Regions from separate parts of the Mus musculus genome. Here region 2 is linked to region 1. The links are chromatin loops, found by intact Hi-C in ENCODE. Cell type or tissue: heart. All regions are shown on one strand. Each heading gives the region's core, and the rest is flanking DNA. Links, peaks and the distances in the headings are about the cores only. Region 1 overlaps Pde11a (phosphodiesterase 11A). Region 2 overlaps Pde11a (phosphodiesterase 11A).

The links. Hi-C counts contacts between places; a loop is a spot of excess contacts. Peaks named below come from ENCODE experiments on the same cell type or tissue, not always from the same donor. Only the 100,000 strongest peaks of a DNase experiment are listed, where the experiment ranks them.
Region 2: it touches region 1 in a loop (4-fold over the local background); 2 of 42 quality-filtered maps call a loop at or near these places.

The regions. Positions count from the first base shown.
Region 1 is chr2:75,979,327-75,990,790 of GRCm38, forward strand. Pde11a (phosphodiesterase 11A) reads right to left here. Exons shown (of 20, transcript NM_001081033.3): 20 at 6,482-11,464. It overlaps Ttc30a1 (tetratricopeptide repeat domain 30A1), which reads right to left and starts at 2,641. Exons shown (of 1, transcript NM_030188.3): 1 at 1-2,641. The coding sequence starts at 2,411. The coding sequence ends at 417. In heart, for the core only: CTCF peaks have their summits at 3,563 (motif pointing left) and 6,006 (motif pointing right); a DNase peak (open chromatin) is centred at 5,985; H3K4me3 peaks cover 121 bases; H3K27ac peaks cover 1,537 bases.
Region 2 is chr2:76,112,761-76,120,760 of GRCm38, forward strand. Pde11a (phosphodiesterase 11A) reads right to left here. Exons shown (of 20, transcript NM_001081033.3): 10 at 744-794. Among named protein-coding and RNA genes, the nearest start is that of Gm52518, 80 kb to the left of the region's middle. In heart, for the core only: CTCF peaks have their summits at 2,202 (motif pointing left) and 3,142 (motif pointing right); no DNase peak of the experiment used is centred there.

The sequences.
Region 1 (11,464 bases), core at 2,975-10,974:
AACAAAGAGAATGATCATAAGGATAAACTAAAGCAGAGCATGTAATTCCTGAAACTACTTCTAAAGCCCAAATGTCATGTAGCTAAGGCCCATGGCAGATACGTGTCCTCCATGGGTAAAATGATGTTGTTCACAAACAACAAAGCACAGTATGAAACAGCAACGAAAAGATGTGGACGTTGTAAACTTTATCGGATGGTACTTCCTCCATTCAGTTATTTTAAATAAATGCTTCTGGGTTCATTTGCTATCTCATTGAATGAAGGTTCTCATCAAGAAAAGCTATATCTAACTGAATAAACAGTTAAATCAGACAATGCATAACATGTAAAGAGTGTGAAAATTCAAAAGCTTAGAGTTGAAACACAATGCCAACATAACAAAGCCTTTATCATAAAAGTCAGTAACAGAAGCAACTACATATTCCACCCTATGACCTCATAAATCAAAGCTTTCAACAGTCTGGACTCATATGTGACTGTATTCTTCCCGGTGTGAATTCTTTCTTCCTCTAAGGGCTGTTCTAAAACAGCAGGGATGTTTCTACCATAAAGTTCACAGTACTCTAGAAACTGGACACATTCTTGAACAACACCGTCACAAAGCACTATCATGTGCTTTGACATGTTCTCTAGTAAGGACAGGAAGCATCTCTTGGCATAATACCACGTATCGGTGCCTAGCTTTTTATGGTAAGGCTCCAAGCTTTTGATAACCCGAGAGATGCCAAAGTCATAGTTTCCTTTGGCACAATACAGGGTTCCTATCACCAAATTCACAATGCAAAGGTGGTAGATTTTCTTGTCTGGGTCACCATAAGAGAGTTGTTCCTCCTCCTTCTCAATCTTCCTCATGAGCTCCTCAGCTTCCTCGTTTTGACTTGTCATGATATAGGAAACACAGAGGTTGGCTAACACAATAGCACTGACACTCAGGATGTTATCATAATTCTTCTTGACAATGGGCTCATAGAAACCAATGGCCTCTTTGTACTTGTTCTCCTGCATGAAGAGGACATGGGCCACATTCAGCTTCCACACATCATGGTCATTACAGAATTCCACAGATTTGCGGAAGATCTTCTCTACCATTGGGTAATTCTCAAGATTCCAGTAGATTTTTGCCTGGGCCATCAGTACAGGAATATATTTCTCAAGAGTTTCATCATATTCATTCATAGCCTTTTTAATAATTTCATCATCTCTGTTATGCCTTGCTTCTTGAACTTGCTTAGTGAGTCTCCTGAGCTGCTCAGTCAGCATGCCAGCCAACCCATCAAGTTTAATGAAAGCCTCTTCAGGAGCTGTCTGGCAAGTGATCATGGCATCCAAGAAGTCATAGAGATAGGGTGTGAGGAACTTGTAAGTTAAGTGGGCATTTTCTGCCAGGACATCAGCTGCCAGGTCAAAATACTCATATTTACAGTAGAGCAGCAGCAGGTTGCCAAAGGTCTCTGGGGGAAAGGGGTTCTGCTGGAGCAGAAACTGGAGCTTTTCAAAGCCCTCTGTGGGCTTGGCATCCATGTTCATCAGAGCCTGGTTGTGGAGGGTTACGGGGTCCAGCTCTTCCTCTGCTCTAGGAGGCATGTCAGTGAGAGTTTCTTGGGCTACCTCAAAGTTTCTCAGCTGATACTCTATGGCTGCCTTGAGGTTGAAAGCTTCAATCAGAGCAGTCTGGTGAAGGACTACAGTGTTGCCAACACTGCGAACATCAATGCCCTCCGTGGTCATGCCCACACCGAGTTCTGGGTGTTGACGGATGCCACGCTCAATGATGTCAGCGATATGCTTCAGAGCAGGCGCGTACTGCCGACTGCTGTAATAGGCCAATGCCAAGTTGTAGGAAAGGTCAGGCTGGTAGCCAGAAGCCTGCAGGGCCGCTAAGAACTTGGAGCAGGCAGCTTCATAGTGTCCCTCCTTGTAGAGCAGACAACCCATGTTGACCAAACCATCTGGGTCATTCTCCCCTCCACTGTCTTCTCCAGCTTCCCCACTCAGCAGCTGCTCCACCAGGCTCCTGGCTCCTGGGAGGTCACCTTCACTGTACTTGATAGCAGCCTGGAGACGAAGGACTCGAGTCTGATAGGCGGGGTTGTCCAGGAGGAAGGTGACCCTGGTGGCTTCTGGATACAGGCAGGCCTTGTACAGCGCCTGGGCCTGGTACAGGCGGTACTGCTCGAGTTCCGGGTGCATCTGGCTCAGCTGCTCATAGCACTCTGCAGCGAGCTCGAACTCCTGCAGGCGGTAGTAGCAGTAGGCCAGCAGCGACAGCCCTGCGCGGCTGCGGGAGCTTCTCTGCAGCTCTGCGCTTAGCAGCTGCACCGCCTCTGAGTAGCGGGAGTCGCGGATGAGCCTGTACACCACCGCTGTGAACTCACCGTCGGGAACTTTAGAGCTGCTTTGCCACGCCATAGCCGCCAAAATTGTAGCGCGTGCTAGTTTCCAAGGAAACTAGGTAACCGGAAACGGAAGTTCATCCAGCGGGTGGCGGTTAGGTCTGAGGTAGAAAGGATCTGTTCCGCATGACTAGGAACCGTTGACATAATCCCTGAATTTTTTTGTTTTGTCTTATAAGATTACAAACTGGGTTGGGACAGAAGTCGGAGAAGGGACAGAAACTTGTTGCAAGTAGTCCAGACATTATACTCCCGGTTTCTCCCGGCATGCAACATTGTTACTTCCCCAATGGGACGTATCCACTTTGCATTCTGGGAGTTGTAGTCTTATTTCACGAGTACTGAAATCTGGGGACTTGGCGTATTGTTTGTGTATTCAATTCAGATAGGAAAAGGTCATAAGACTTTTAGGCCGTTAGTAGGAGTTTTAGACTCCCTTTACTCGTTAGAACGAGTGAGCGTTGCTTGTTTTCTAGCTAGATAGTGTGACCTCTCTGTGGAAGAGCAGTAACCTGATTAGGGCCTGGGGTCCCTGGAGGTTTTTTGAGGCTTGTACTTTTTTTCCCTATTGTATATTTTGAAATCTGCTGAATTATCCGTTAGTGCCGAACTAAGTGTGTACTTCTTAATAGAATAGTACAGTGACCAAGCATTCTGCACCAAGTAGAAAATGATCTACAAATGGCGGGCATTTTGTTTGTTTGTTTGTTTTTGGGTTTTGAACGTCCGTTTATTAAGAATATAGTAAGCAAAGGTAAAATAGTAGGAAATAGCTGATAGAAACATCAGATCGATAATTCAATATAATCAAATTGAAGGCTTACAAATATTAGTTGAAATCAACTAGGGCAGCCATTGAAGAGGTTAGCTAGGATTCCCAATGAGAGTCCTAGGCAGATCAGAGTGTCTAGTTGGGTAACTGTGCTAAGTAAAATCACACAAGCCAAGGAGCAGATAGACAATAGCATCAAATCAGGCTTTCTCCAGAATCGACTAAAGCAGACCTTCTGAAAGAGTCATAGTTGAGTTCCTGACCCAGATTCTCAGCAGAAGCAGCTCTCTGTCACCTCCAAGATGGAGGTAGATAGTGTGATGGTGAGATGGCGGAAACTTTTTAAAATCTCAGTGACATATCTTTTCCAACAATGCCACATCTTCCCCAACAGTGCCACCAGCTGGGGACTAAGTGTTCAAACATCTGAACCTACGAGGGACATTCTCATTCAAACACTACAGAGGCTGAACCATGACAACCAAGAACTAGGTTCCATGAGAAACGGTGAATGGCAAATCATTCTATCTTCATGTCTCCAAGAAACTGTAAAGGCCTGCCAAATGAGGGCACCAAGTGTGTATGAGGAAAGATTGCTGTGTCCCTTTTTTTTTTTTCTATAGAAACAATCAAGTAAATTGGTGTGGGCAGTAGGCTTCTGACTTCCATGACTCAATTGCACTTTCAAACAGATATACAATGACTAGTGGGGTTGGGTATCCCCTAGTTCCTGGTATCACAAGGAAAAGGCTGAAGCAGGTATACATTTGCTCCTATCGTATAATCCTATCATATAACAGCCGATTTTATGTGCGTTCAGCCTTCCCTCATGTGGAGAATTTGCAGCCATGTGACTTCTTGGATGTCATCACACAAGGGGCATTTCTGCAATCAATAAGAAGGAAGGAGCAGATTGCACCCATTTTATGTGTGTGGAGTGGGCCTTTGGTCCACCAAAGATCTTTTTTTTTTTTTTTTTTTTTTTTTTTTTTACAGAAAGCAGGTAAGGACTACTTCTATATCCCCACTCTGAGTTTACTATTACTCTGATTTTCTGGTACCCTTTTAGGTGAAGTCTGTGGTGGGGGTATGTGATGCTCACATATTAAAGAATATGATATGTCTCCTTTACAACTGCTGCCCTGCCTGACATTTGAATTTGGAAATTCACACTCAGTATTTAAAAATCTTTATGCATAGACTGTTATTGTGAAAAAGCTGGCCTTAAATTATGATGCATAAACATGAAATCAGGAAATGACCTTTTATCCTTTCAGTCTCTCTGTCTGCAAAACTGTACTTACATGATGAAAAAAACTGTACTTACATCCCACCCCCTCCCACACACACCGAAAGGATTGTCAGCTTTCTCCCAAATTTCTTGGCTACCTCTCTGTGTTGCTGTCTGTCTATGAGCACAGCAGCTAAAGTACACAGGAGGGTAGCCATTTTGTGTCCTCCTCCTTATTTCATGGAAAGTGGCTCCAATGGCCTGGCTTGAAAAGAGCAGGGCATTTGGCTTAGACAGATGGAGGGCAGGGTCATTTTCAAAATGCAATGAGCACCAATCCCACTGTGAAATTGGCATGACCAGAACTACCGCTGTGATAGGCTGACTTTTATTTGGTCTCTGATAGGCAGTTGGGGAGTCGTTTCATTGTTTCTTGGATGGGAGAGATAAAAGGAGATCTTTTAATTAATGATGGAAGGCCTGGAAAACAAACCAAGTAGAATATTACGAAGTATAAACTATCATTTTTGTTTACATTAGGGTCTTGACGAGCTGGAGTATATGTCAAAAGCAAATCTGCAATATTATCCTCAGCAATAGGACAACATGCAGTGGTTCTTATAAAGTGCATTAGAGACATAAAGAAAGGAGTTAATGATTGAGAAGGTAGTGTGACACTCATGGCTGGCTTTGCTGGACTAGGGGAGAGGTGGTTACCAGGAAGAGTATGCAAAACATAGCAGGGCAAAAGCATTTTGGTTCTTAGTATCCTTCTGTTCTTCCTGCCCAAATACAAGGCAATCAAATGTACAATGGATCGAGATTCCCTTTTACTTATCTGGTTACCCTATGAATGTGAGCATTTGTGGCTGGTGCATTGCTAATTCATGAGTGTCTTACGCACAGTCACATGCACGCATCTTCCTTAATAAAGGAAGTCATCTGTAAAGGTAGAGTTTTCTTCTCCTCTATGGCTCCTGACCTTTTTTTTCCAGGAGCTCAGTCCCATTGAACTTTGGTCATCTCAAACCCATCTCCACTATGAACAGGGAATCAAAATTAGGGCCAAATCTGTAACGTAATTGACTGAGTTTTAGGAGCCTGAGTTCAGTCTTTTGAAATGTTGGGGCCGTCTCTATGCAGAATCAACAAGATCATTCATGTTTAGTTGGAGAGTCATTTCATCTCATGTGGGTCTTACCTTTCAGAGAAATCTTCCTCAATATCCAAAGATCTCTTTCTTGAATGGACTTTGATTTTGATCAAGTAGCTTGGATTTTAAAGTTTACAGTGTTACTAAATCAACTTGTCTTGGATAGTGCAGGAGCGTTATTGTTTACAAAAGGGATTAGCGGAGAAGGCGAAACTGTGCATCCTAGTTTGTCAAACAGTTGGGCAGCCTTTCAAAGAAAGAGCTACTCCAAGCCCCAGTATTGTGTGTATACAGAAAGATACAGAAAGCATGCACCACGATCATCACCAGGCCCCCTTTGCCTAACTTCCCTTATTCATCCCCACAGACCTTTTGTGAGGTTCCACTTCACTGTAGAACTGCAGGCTGCAATACACAAAGAAGCCAGTGGCTGCAGCAGGCAGCGCTGGTATTTGCTTATACTGTCCAGTAGAGGGCCACACTACACCTCTCTTCTCTCTCCTTGGGTGTCTCCTTCCTCAGCCATTTGATCTGGCTCTAGATTATTTGTTGCAGTCCATTCTGATAGAAGAGGCATAATGGTGTAAGAATTTTAAAGTTTAAGTACTGAAGCCATTGCATAATTGCATTACATCACTGTGGCTGTCAGTCTTGTGTAGATGTGACCCCACCTTGTGTAACTGTCCATGCAGATGTAAGCAATGCATAATGGATGGAGGAATAGCTTTCGGCTACAGAATTCTTCTACCTCCAGACAGCCTTCAGTAATGCGAAGAATCTTTTGTCAGTTTAAAAATGAGGCCCCGGGACTCCTAACACACAATCAGACGGCACTGGTCAAAGTTAATGAGCTAAACGGTCACAATTTAAATGGTAGGTATTAGAAAGCATCTTTCTTCCAGCCCTCAAAACAAAGACTATGCCAGAGTGTTAGTTAACCATTAAGCATTTTATTAAAAACAAGAAGTCTCTTTTTTTTTTTTTTTTTTTTTTTTAAGTAGCCCGTTTCAAAGCCACGTGTAGTTGCTTCTGAAATGGACAAGCAGCATTAAACCAAGTGTTCCTACAATGATTAGCCTGGAAAGGACACAAACAGAGGAGCGCGTCTTCTCCTTCTTCTGTGTAAAGCAACAGTAATTAGGAAGCAAGTCAGTAGGGAATCCTTTTTAAACTGTTGTAAATCAAAAGAAAATAGCAAAAGTAACAGCCCTCCGAGGGAACGAGACTCAATAACTAGACTACTATCTCCACACTTGCGCTATGCTTTAAAACTGCTGTAAATATGATCTCATCTAAATCTACGCTAGAGCAAAAGAAAAATGAGCACTCTAACACACACATAGACACAGAAGGGAACTCACCCAAACGATGGTCTCAAAGAACACACTTGGGTTTTTTTTTTTTTTTTTTTTTTTTTTTTTTTTAGCAAATAGTTAATTTACTTCATAGAACACTTTTGCAGCAGAGTGTACATTGAGAGACATTGGTTGGTACAGACTGACACAGATGAACAGTTTGCCCTTAGTGCTGCTGAGAGATGCACAGACATGCAAGGACATTCAAAAATCAAAGTCTGTACAACCCCAAATCACTAGGCAGGGGCAGGGGTGCATGGACAAGGAGAACACAGCACTGGGTGCTGCTAAATCTAATGCCCCCCCTCCCCCCCCATGAAATTCTCCAGACACAGCCTGGTTTATTTCTGTTTGTGTTCTAGTTATTGTTCAGTTAGCGCAGTGGCTCTCAACCTTACTAACGCTGCGACCCTTTAACACAGTTCCTCATGGTGTCGTGGCCCCCAACCATACAATTACCCTCATTGCCACTTCAGCATTGTAACTTTCTCCTGCTATGAATTTTAATGTAAATATATATCTGCTATGTAGGACGCCTGATGTGTGACCCCCAAAGGGATCTCCACACACAGGTTGAGAGCTGCTGACTTAGGAAGTGTGTGATACTTTGGCCACTAATAGCCAGACTTAACCTCTAAACTCCTAGTATAATTGGGGTGTGGGAGCTCTTGACAGCACATGGCAGAAAAACAGTCCCAGTTTGCTGCTATGAAACATTCAGAATTCACTAAAGGAGGCGTGACAGAGCTCTTAAGGTCCCAAATTAGGTTACATTCAGTTACTGTTGTTAATCTTTTTGTCTTCCCCGGGCCCATGCCAATGCATTTTTCTTTATATTTGGATTTATTCCAAACATATTTAGATTTTGGTTGCATTGTTTCTATTACTATAAACGATGATTAGTGTGTGTGTGTGTGTGTGCCTTTCTGTAACTCACCAGGGTCAGCAAGAGAACTGGGTTTTAAAAATAATTGTTCTACAAAGTAGATTGAGTAAAGTCAGCCTAATGACTTGACTAAAATAAGCGAAACTCTGACATACAGAGAAGGCAGTGGAATTCCAGAAACATATTACTGTCATTGCACTAATAAAAAAAAAATTCTAAGATCGTTTTAAATCCAAGATACTTGCAAACCCGAAGTCCTGGGAAGCATGTAGGCCTTCAGGTTTCAGAAACAGGAAGTGCATGTGCCATTTTTACTTTTCTTGGTTCTCTTTATAAATTCCCTTCTAAACTAATGATTCCCATACGGATGCAATGCTGTGAGATAACTGAAAACGGTTCTTTATGAACTAAGAGAACACGGTTACAAGCAGGTACTGATGGCTACATCATTCACGGTCATTAGAAGCAGGCTCAGACACTTTGTAGGAAGGTTGTTCTGTGTCTGCTCCCTCTATGCATACATTTTTTTTTTTTTTTTTGCATCTTTCAGTGAGAAGATGGCTCTCAGGCTCTCTCAGGTTTGCTTCTATTTTATTTGAGAAGTAGAAAGAAAATGACCCTGGATGAATTTTCCAAAGCAAAGCATAGCTTGGTCCTTTGAAGCAGAAACTGAATAAAAGTTGGTGCTTTTATTTAACAGATAGAAACCTGCAGAGGTTCAGAATCCCAAAACGAGAGGCCCATGGGCAGCCAGCTAGGATGGAGTCCTGCCCTGCTGTGGACTGGTAGGCACCCTTGGCTGGCCGCCCAGGCGCCCTTGCTCACCACGATCTCCAGCTGTGCGGTAGCTTGTGTGCGGATTAGCAACATACTCACCAGTACGAATAAACATTCTGAAAAAATACATCTCATACAAAAGTAGGATGGCCTCATCTCAGCTGTTCATGCCTAAAGACCCGAGGAAGGAGGCAATCTTGTCTGTTCGAGTCTTATTTTGAAGAAGGCTCATATTTCAGATGCCTTCCTTCAGCAAGAAACAACAGTGCTAAATAAGGCTTGGGAAGTCCCCTCTCTCTGTGCTTTGGATAGAGATCGGACATGACTCAGGTACATGGGAAAGAAATTGCTTTGCAGGGGATTTAAAAATACCTTCAAGCCCTAGAATCCCAACCTTTAAGCTCCAGGGTTCGACATCAAGTGGGCTACCGCCCTCTCTTGAACTTCTCCATAGTCATGGAGGAACCAACCCGGGACATTAGTCAGCAGTTTCTGAATCTTGACCCACAATGGGAAAGATACCTTGAGACAGGGGAAATAGATGGAAGCAATTACAAACAGCTATTTGATTGATGGTTGACATTGTCAGGCCTCTACTGTCTGGCAGATTGCAATGGTGTTGAACTCCCTTTGCTACCAGTGGATGTTGCTATTGGCAACCATGCAGTAAAGCCAATAAAAAGGCAAGAAGAGGAGAGGAAAACTCAACCTTAGTGGAAGCTGTAGGGTTTGTGCTATAAATTATGTCCCCCTCAGCACTCTGAAGCATCGACATTCAGGGTGGAGGGGACCCTGTCTCGTTGCTGCCGGCAGTCTCTGAAAGACCCGGGATCCAGTATTATCATAAAGTACATGCTTGAAATTTCTTGCTGTAGATGGACTGGGATCCGTTTTTCTGGCTGTTTATTTATTGTTTGGAAGGGTAACAGATGCAGGCTCACTGCAACCTCATATGGACTGATTCTCGATTCCTATCTTTGATATAAACCGTGATGAGGTGCTGTGGTGCAGTACCCAAAAGCACCTGGGCTGCAGACACAATGATCTTGCAGACTCCCCCCCCCCCCCACGTCTGTTCCTAGCTCCGCCTAGCCTTTGTTCTTCACCTGAAGGAGGGGAGACAGCTCTGCAGAAGCTATTTTCCTTTATAGCAGAGTGATTCAGAAAACTGGCTTAATAAAATCCATAAATCTGAACAGCCTCCTCTTACCTGCTCTGCCGAAGCTTTTTTTTTTCTTTTTTTTTCCTGAGCTCATTTTCCGCTGCAGTCTCTCCAGTCTTCCCTGCAGACACAGCTGTAAAGGGCACCTAGCAACATTGTTTCTTAGTGCACTGATCTCTTTCTTCTCTCCTTTGTCAAGCCCCTCCCTGTGTAATTGTCTCTTTCCTACTCAATTGACAACAAGGTTCTGCACCCTCTTTTTTTTTTTTTTTTTTTTTTTTTTGGTCTGGAAGTGCAATGATTTTTCTTTGTTTGGATTGACTTTCACCACTCCTTAGCCGGTTTGTCTTAACCATCTGCCTCTGCCCCTAATTCTCCTGTAGTCTTCTCTCTATTCTCTTTTTCTAGCCCCACCTTTTGCATGGTTTATAATGTTTCTTGCTATAACACAGCTGCCTTCCTTGGATGATTTTCAGCTCACTCCTTTCCTGTCTTGTTATCTTCATTTAACTATCCCCCACCCCCACCCCATATACCTTCAAATATCTCCTTAATACCCAGAAGGCAACGACCCTGTGAAACTATACCCCTGTTTCTTTTGGATTTGAGTAAAGTTAAAAACCGATACTGATCCATTAAACTAAGGAAAAAAATGTTTTGTAAGTTGAGGAGAAAAGTTTCCTTAAGTTTTAGATTGTTCAGAGCTGGGTTGACTCTCAGGTTTTACACCGCCAGGGACTTCCCGGCTCTCTGAATCTCTCTGTGGAGCACCATGTACGTGAACAAAGAGATGCTTGTCTGGGCTCTGGATGCCCAAGACCTGCTTCACACAGAAGTTTTCAGATTCCAGCTCTCTTTTGCCCTAGGGAATCCTTAAAAGTTTATTTGGACAAAGGATTTCAGTGCTAGGATTCCTGCAAATAAATCCCTAGTGTAATCTCACTTGGCACTTTGGGAAACAGAGAAGTCTAGTCAGAACTCACTCAGCTAATGATGCAAAGCGAGAGGCAGCAAGCCCAGTGTTCTTTGGGTAAGAGAGATCCTGTCTTTAGTGTCTCAGGTGAACTGGGCATCAAAGCAGTGTTCTAGTGACCGCATCTATTTAAAACTGCTTGTTTTCACATGCTATAGACCTAGTGGAAATAGGTTGTACAGATGTTACTTCCTGGCCTTTCTAGAATATTCTTTTTTACATGTAAGGGAAAATGTAAAATCGTGGTTCCTTAAATTGTATCCTCAAACCTTCATCCCCTTCACTTCAAACTATTCCATGCTTGGTCACTGGGTGCCTCTGCACCTGAGAACTATTTCTCACTGTTGGAAGCAGTTCCGGTATTTATACATGTCATTCGTGGTACATGTGGCCTTAGATCCCCTTTCACCTTTGCTTTAATAAAATTATTAATCTGTTCCTCCTAGAAAAAGGCTTTGCTTACAAAAGGCTGAATTCAAAAAGTGAACCATGATCTATCTCACTGCAGAGTTACAGACTCTGTGTAACATCAATTAGACAAACACACCCTACTATACTACTACTGTGGGAATCAAGACTGGGGTTACCTGGCACTATTAAGTCACGTAGGTTTATCCACTAGGCAATGAGAATCAAGGGCCTGGTGCATCACTAAGAAGCAGTAGGATTAGAAGTAAAACATCTAAAACGCAAATCTGCATTCTCGGGACCATCTGGTGAGAAAGCCTGCTCCAGGAGAGGCTGCAAGGAAAGGAAGGGC
Region 2 (8,000 bases), core at 1-8,000, 130 kb after region 1:
TGTTGTTAAAAAACAATTTGTAGGAATTCAAGGAGACAAGATAGTCTTCCGAACCACACCTAAAGAAATAGTGGTAACTAAGATACAAAGGGACATCTTAGATTCATTCATAGACTCGGCAGTGGGAACCAGTTGGTGACCACCCCAGCAGCCGGGAGGCACACGGTTAAGACCTCCAGTGGTAGGTTAAACTTCATCATCAAACTTCTTATCCTTGTTACTGGTTACGCTGGTCACTCGGTGACTCCCTGGCTTACTCAACTGGAAAATCATGTGCATCACCCTTCACAGGGCCGTGAAGTTGAGATGGACCAATACAGGAAAAAGCCCTGTAGCGTTCCTGGTATACAGTAGGCATGTGATAAATGCTAGCTACATTGATCTTAATCTCCTGATTTAGTTTTATAGATAAAGAAGAGAATAAGGCTCTAAAATTTTTAAGTGGACCGAAAGTTAATAATAAAACAAAACCTAAGTCAGGTGTCCAGATCCTTACCCTATTAAACCGACTCCTCTCGCCCCCACCCTGTAGCTATATGTTCAACACATGGGAAGACATATCGACTTACGTAAACTACAAGGGACTATTCCACTGTGTAATCCTTTCACCTCTCTCTCAAAAAAAAAAAAATATTCCAAGCTACTCTGCCCAGGACTGTGGCTCACGTTCCCAGTGAGAAGGACGACAGAATCAGACAAACTTACCTTTGTGTGCTAACAGTGCAACTCCATCTCTTCCTTACCTTAAACTTGTCGACTTCAGCCTTGGAACACGTGGCGTGGTACGACAGCACCTGATGGGGAAGAGGACAGAATGTCAGCAATGGACAAGATGGGGGTGTCTCAAATCCTCCTCCCTGAAAAATGGGCTTAGCTCACATACACCACCGTGACCTGACAGTGACTACGATGTCGAACAAGAGACTACTAAGAATCGTTTGTGACACAGTCTGAAGGCTGACTATGTTACACTGGTACTCTCAAAGGAACACGGTGCAGGTCAAGACCAGTCACCAGAGGATGTGAGTACCTCTCCTGAGAAATGCTCTGTAATAGGTGTGTGCAAGGGTGTGTGTGTGTGTGTGTGTGTGTGTGCTATGATGGGTACTGTTGGTTGTGTGTGTGTGTGTGTGTGTGTATGTGTGTGTGTGTATGTATGTGTATGTGTGTGTGTGTATGTGTGTGCGTGTGTGCGTGTGTGTGCATGTGTGTGTGTGTGCGCGTGCTATGATGGATACTGTTGGTTGCTGACCCCACTTTCATTTGCTCCGTTACTCCCACTTGTTGTTAAACACACTGGAAAGATTCTATAGCTCTGTACAGGTGACACATGTGACAATAGGGTTATATACCTAACCCTACTGACATTAGCCATAGCGTGTAACCTTTACTGGGCATAGGGATTTTAGGGAAAGTGACAGATGTGACTCTTACGGGCAATCACATGGTTTCAGCAGCTCTCTTCTCCCTGGATTATTAGAAATCCGTGACCAGAGAGGGTTATTTTTGCAGCCTGAGACATGAAGGAAACATCCTTGTAGAGCTGTGGCCAACTTGCTCTTGATGATATCATGTGAACAAGAAATTGATTTTCATGATTTATCACCATATCCCAGTCACTGACACAGGGGGTTAAATGTAATTTCTGTGTCTATCTATCTATCTATCTATCTATCTCTCTATCTATCTATCTATCTATCTATCTATCTTCTCTCTGTGAGATTCATCTGTGATGCCAGAGGTGTACTCAACTCTAGCGTCTATGAAGTAACAACCACAGATGTTCTATACAGTTGAACAGGCAAAGAAAAAAACTTCCCAATGGGCTGCCTTGGGTAGGTTCTTCTTTTACAGCACAAGTAGGCGTGTGGGTGTTAAGCTAGCTAGTACTAGTACATTTTTCAGGCAAACACACACATGTATCACACACCTGTATACAAAGTGTAAGCTTTACATGTTATATGCTATCAAACACATTCTCAAGTCTAATCTCCAGCCTTGGGACCCATTAAATCTTCCCGCACTTTCCAACCTTGGAGAATCACAGTTTGCCTCTGAGCATTTCCCAAATCTAATTAGCCTTAGAACTCTGTTTTAGATGATATAGCAATGTCACAACATGCCAACCTAATAAGCCGTTGACAAGAACTTTTGAGGAACGCTGCTACGGGTGAAAGCACACAGCTGTGGGGACAGCGCCTCCCAGTGGCTGAATACAGTATGTGCAGGCACATTTTCAGAGCATTATTTCCCAGCTCTGTGAACTTGCTCGGGCTCTTTGGAACTCCTTTGTAAAGTGGCATAGTCACACTACTATTGAGCCACCTTATGTTCAACAGCAGCTGTTCTTGAAAATCAGAGGCTCCATCTGAAACCCCAGGCGGAGGGCATTTTTCTATTATTTTCAACAGGAAAAGATTATATTACACTGGAAAGCTTGTAACAACTTCTTGAAACTTAATTGCAGTGCAGCAGAGTTCATAGGTGTGTATGAAACAAGGAACATGATGGCAGGATATTGTAATGCTCAAATGAAACCTTGTAACGTTTACTGGAAGTAAACCATCTGTCTCCTACTGTGACCATGATTCTCCTTCTTTTTACTTCTTTTCTCTATAGCTTTTCCAACTCCCTTTTACTTTCAGAAGGGACCCACAAAAACATTGTATTGTGCGATAAATAACATTTGTTAGGTTTGCTTATTAACAACAAAATGAGTTTCCATCAGCAAAATGTTAATTGTAACATTATTACCCCTGGGTGGATTTGTATTTCACAGAGTTCTTAGGAAAATTTAATGCAAGAGTACGTGTCTATTATTAGGCATACAATTACTTATGTTATTACATACATAATGTACATACATTACCTTATGTTGATTATATGAATAGTCAGTTAAAAGTCTACCCCGTCTGTATTTGCCTGGTATCATATATTATGATTTTTGCTGATGAGTATTTTTTCAATAAAAATTCTGTAATTTTGATTCTATTTTATTAAATTTATCCCTAACTTTATTATTGTCTTTGATTTTCTTAGTGTTTGCAAGTTCCTTTTTGTATATTAAGTCTTTAAAATCAGCAGCTAACCAAAGAAATCAAAACCAAACCCAAAAACTGCAATTCAAGCCTCTGCCACTAGGTGGTGCTCAGTCAGTTTTTTTAGCATGGGACTAAGGCAAGCTTCCAGTTTCCTTAAATCAATTTTCCACTTCCTTTATTATTAATAAAAAGAAAATCTATTAACAATACTAAATTGAAACTATTTGAATCAGTGAAGCAAATAACTATTACAGACTAAGGCTCTCTGCTCGCTTAACACTAGCTTCTTTTTCATTTCAATTATAATTCACATACAACTCATTTATAAATGAGGTATAAAGGGTTTTTTTTTGTATATTTTAGAATTAAGTTCTATAATAGATGTGCATATATTCACAAACATTGCTTCCAAGTCTAGTGTAACAGTGCACTTTTGTTGATTGTTTTAAGAGGATGGCTACTGTGCTGGCCTGAATATCACCCTGCCTGCCTCTCAGTAGCTGAGACTACAGGCATGGGAATTGTGTGCATGGTGTGCATTGTGACCGGTTATGCCTTTAATGAACTGAGGCTTTAAATTCTCATTTAGTGTACTTGTTCATTTTTTATGATTACTGTTTCATGTGTCTTTTCTAAGAAGCATGAAAGTTACTGTACACACACACATACACACACACACACACAGTCTTGAACATGTGTGCAACTTGCACTGTTTTTCAGAACTTTCCTTTTTGTTTCTTTGAGTTCAGATCTATGATAAATCAAGCTAATTTTGTACATAGGGCAAGGCTGAGGCTTATGGAAATAAGTACCCCAGGTGGTTTGGGTCTGGAATGTCCCCAAGAGCTCAGGGTAGAAGGTTTGATCCTTGGCTGGTGGTGCTACAGGGAGATGGGAGAAGCATAGGGGGTGGGGCCTGATTGGAAGAAGCAGGTCACTAGTGACATGGCTCTGAAGGGCTCCTTTTGTCCTTAGTTTCTCTTTCCTGTCTCCCCTTTCTTTACAGGTGCCTTGAGTTGAGATCTCTGCACCAGCCTGGGCTCTCAGACTTGTGTTAGGCCAAGTGGCCATGAAACCATGAGCCTCTGTTTTCCTCAGGTAACCATGGCAACGAGAAGCTGATTGACAAGGCCATGCAATCAAAGGTTAGCATTAGCTGTGATCACCAATATGGACCCTGCCCTTAGGAGTGTGCTTGGCACTCACTTGCCACTTAGTGTATTTGGTGATCTGACATATAAAGCATAAGATAATTTTAAAAGAAAATTATCTCTATCTCTAATCTTCTTCTGGCTTCCTTTATTTGTAGGTTGGAAAGGTGCTATTTCCTTGATGAAATAATAACAGACACCATATCTGAGCATAAACTGAGCAGTATGGCTAACAATGTCAGACAAGGCATATGCAGGAAGGACCAGTTAAAACTGTATTTCATATGGGCAATAAATGCTTATATAATGAGAAATATTTATGCTAAAATGATTCACCATTAAACTGGAGTTCAAGCCTATCTACTACCCTGTCACATGGTCACCCAACTTCTCCCTGACCCAAGTCAACAGGACTAGGAGCAAACCTACAGACAATGCCCAGCTGTGTTCCAAGATACTCATTTTCCTCTGTCCATCCCCATATCTCCCAGTGAGTTTCCCTTTGGAATGTTTAATCTGGATGTTTACCAAATGCATTGAATATTTTCCACAATGCTTTTGCTATGAGCTGAATTGTGTCTCTCACTGCACCAAATTCACATACTGAATTCCCTAACTCTCAGAATGTCGCCATATTTGGAGACAGGATCTATGAGGGGGTAATTAAGGTAAAATAGGTCCTGTGAGTACACCCAGTCCAATGTGAATGGTGTGCTTACAAGCACAGGACCTTAGGACAAAGGACACAGATGCCACATAGAGTAAGGAGGGACCATGTAAGAACACATGAAGAATATAACCATCTGTAAGTCAAAAACAAAGGTTGCAAAAGAGACCAAACCACTGGTATCTTGACCTTGACCTTAAGACTCAAGAAATACGGTATTAATTTCCAGGGTCAGAGCCCTCCAGCCCGTGGTATTTTGTTATATTATAACAGTCCTCAAAAATGAATAGAGCCACATAACCTCATTAACCTCCCATCTGTGGCAGAATTGCAGGAAAAGATCAGAAGTAATTTCTGATGACTTCCAGCCCAGGCAATCTTCAAAAGAAAATTATCACTGTTATACATGCATAAAATCATACAGCACAGTTGATGACCAAAAAAATCAAGCAAATTCTTATAGTTAAGAACAGAATTCAATAACACATAGAAGACATATACTTTAACTATTAGTTTTGAGCATCCTTGAATAAGCTAAAGGATTCGTCTACACTTCTAAGCTATATTAAGTTTACAATTTCCTAAGCTTTCTGTTACATAGTAAGGATCAAGATGCAACGTACATTTTAGATAATAGTATGTTTGATCAGATAAAAAAATCATTAAATGTGTTTTAATAGTTTGGAAGGAAAAAATTGCAAAATGTTATAATAAGATCCACACTGTCTTCCTGTATGAAAAATGTCGGTAGCTTGTGAGAGCTTGGCCGCAATATACTCAGTGGTTAATTTTTCTGACAGCTAAATAAAATTAGTATAAAGCTTACACAGGAAAGTAAACAGCTGATCCCTGGGACACTTGAACTAACATTAAACTTTCACAAGGAAACTTCTACCCCAGATGGATTTATCTTCTGTGTCACAGTTAATTTACAAAGTATTTAGAAGTGGAAACTAGTAACTCAGTTTTGTTGATGAGCTCCGACTTACGCATTCTTTGCCGTTTCTCATATAAATCACTACTGGTGAACCCCATCACTTTAATTAACTTCTGGACTGAACTAGCTCCTAGCAAAACAGAAGCAGCAAGATAAAACCATTATCAGGCTGCAGGAAAGCAGAAGGAAACAGTCAACGCGTTTGTGTTTTCAGTTTGCATAGCAGGAAAGGACAACTAACTCTATTTGGAGAGAAGAGCAGTACACAGAGCTACAAACAGCACTAGAGTGTCTGGCTTTGCACTCTGCCTGGTGCCATGAGACCTGAGCCAAATGCTTGTCTTGCAGTTCTAGGAACCTAAGATGGCTGAAGGCAGATCTAGCCCCAGATGTTGTTTGGGTGGCCAGCCACTTGCTCCTGAATCGAAAAGTTAACCAGAGAAGCTGAGTGTGAAGAATGCTACACAGAGTGGAAGAACAAAGGGCGGTGAGGGTCCAGACTGGCTGTCTCCCTGGAAAGGGGCTGCACGACTATTTACTGATAGGATACATTGATGGCTTTGGTGGCAAAGTGGCTTTGGGTGACAAATGAACAGTAAAGGACACTCAACTTTCGCTGAGCTGATTTGAAGCAAAATCCCAAATAATTTCTATTGATGGGCTCTGACGTAATAAAGTTTGCCACCAGCTGTGATCCTCCATCTAAGAAAGGTGGCCATCTTTGCAGAGAAGCCAATTTACTTGGGATGACCTGACAGAGTGTTTATCTAGCTGTGTGACGGTCCACATACTCTTGGAAGTTTTAAAACAAAGTTGAGTGCACTTAAAACACGGTGTCTGAACAGCTGCACTGAGAGTGATCGGTTTCTATTATCAAATATTTCAGACACTGCCCTGTTGTCTAATGGGATGGAATGTTCGAAGAGGTACTTTAGGTAACTGTCTACCATGTAATTGTTTATCATTATCTTCAAAATGTATGCCATATTTAAAAAAAAATCTATGGAGACAAACTTTTGGAAAAAGATTTATTTGATATACATGAGTGCTTTGTCTGAATGGATAGATGAATGGATAAATGGATGAATGAATGAATGCTTTGTCTAGATGAATCTGCACACCAGAAGAGGCCATTAGATTCCATTATATTGGGAGCTGCCATGTAGGCGCTGGGAATTGAACTCAAGACTTCTGGAAGAACAGCCAGTGCTTCTGTTTTACTGCCGAGCCATCTCTCCAGCTCCTTGGAGTTGACTTTCAAATTTTAAGTAGAATAAATCAGATCTGCTCACTCTGGGATAATAAATATTTATTAGACAGATGCCTCTAGGAAGCTCATAGCAGCACATTTTTGTGGTGTGCCTTCTATAACTAAATCTTTGTGCTAAACACTTTGGGCATCTTTTTTTGACATCCTGGTTCTGGTGGTTTGAGTGAAAATTGTCCCACATGGTCTTGGTTCTCAGTAGGTGGCGCTGTTTAGGAAGGGTTGGGTGGTGCAGTCTTGCTGCAGACAGTGTGTCACTGGGGGTGGTCTTTGAGATTAAATGCCTCATGCCTGTCAACTCTTTCTTCTTCATGCTTGCTCTCCAACATGTGAGCTCTCAGCTTCCTGTTTTGGCCCCCAAGTCCACTGCCGGTTACACTGCCTCCACTTTGCCATCATGGGCTCTCATTCCTCTAGGACAGCATTCCAGACTAAGAATGAACCCTCTTCCTTATGTTGGTCATGGCGTCTTATCGCAGCAGCAGAAAAGTCATGAATACATTGGTGAACACATTTCACGTGGGGCCCTCACCTTACTTGATTGCTTATTGCTGTTGGAAGCAAATCTATGATTACCTTAATCTTTCATTACCTAGATTAAAGCTATCAAACTGAAGACTCTACTCCAAATCTCAATCTAAGTTTTAAAGCAAGTCCTTAAAATGGATCCCTGATTAGAACCCATCAGCTCATGCATGACAGAACTGATGCTTAAGTGTTTGATGCCCTAACTGTCCTTTGCCTTTGCCGTTAAGTCACTAAACATCAGCACCTGTGCGCTTGCCAGAAGTGACAACCCTGTGGCTCCAACCATCCTATTTCATGTGGCAGATTAAGAAGGCCACCTGTCAAAGGCAATGATGTCTCTGGGCCTTCTTCTTACATACATTCTGAATGTAACAAAGCTCCTGCATTTCTCACACAGCGTGGTTTCCTA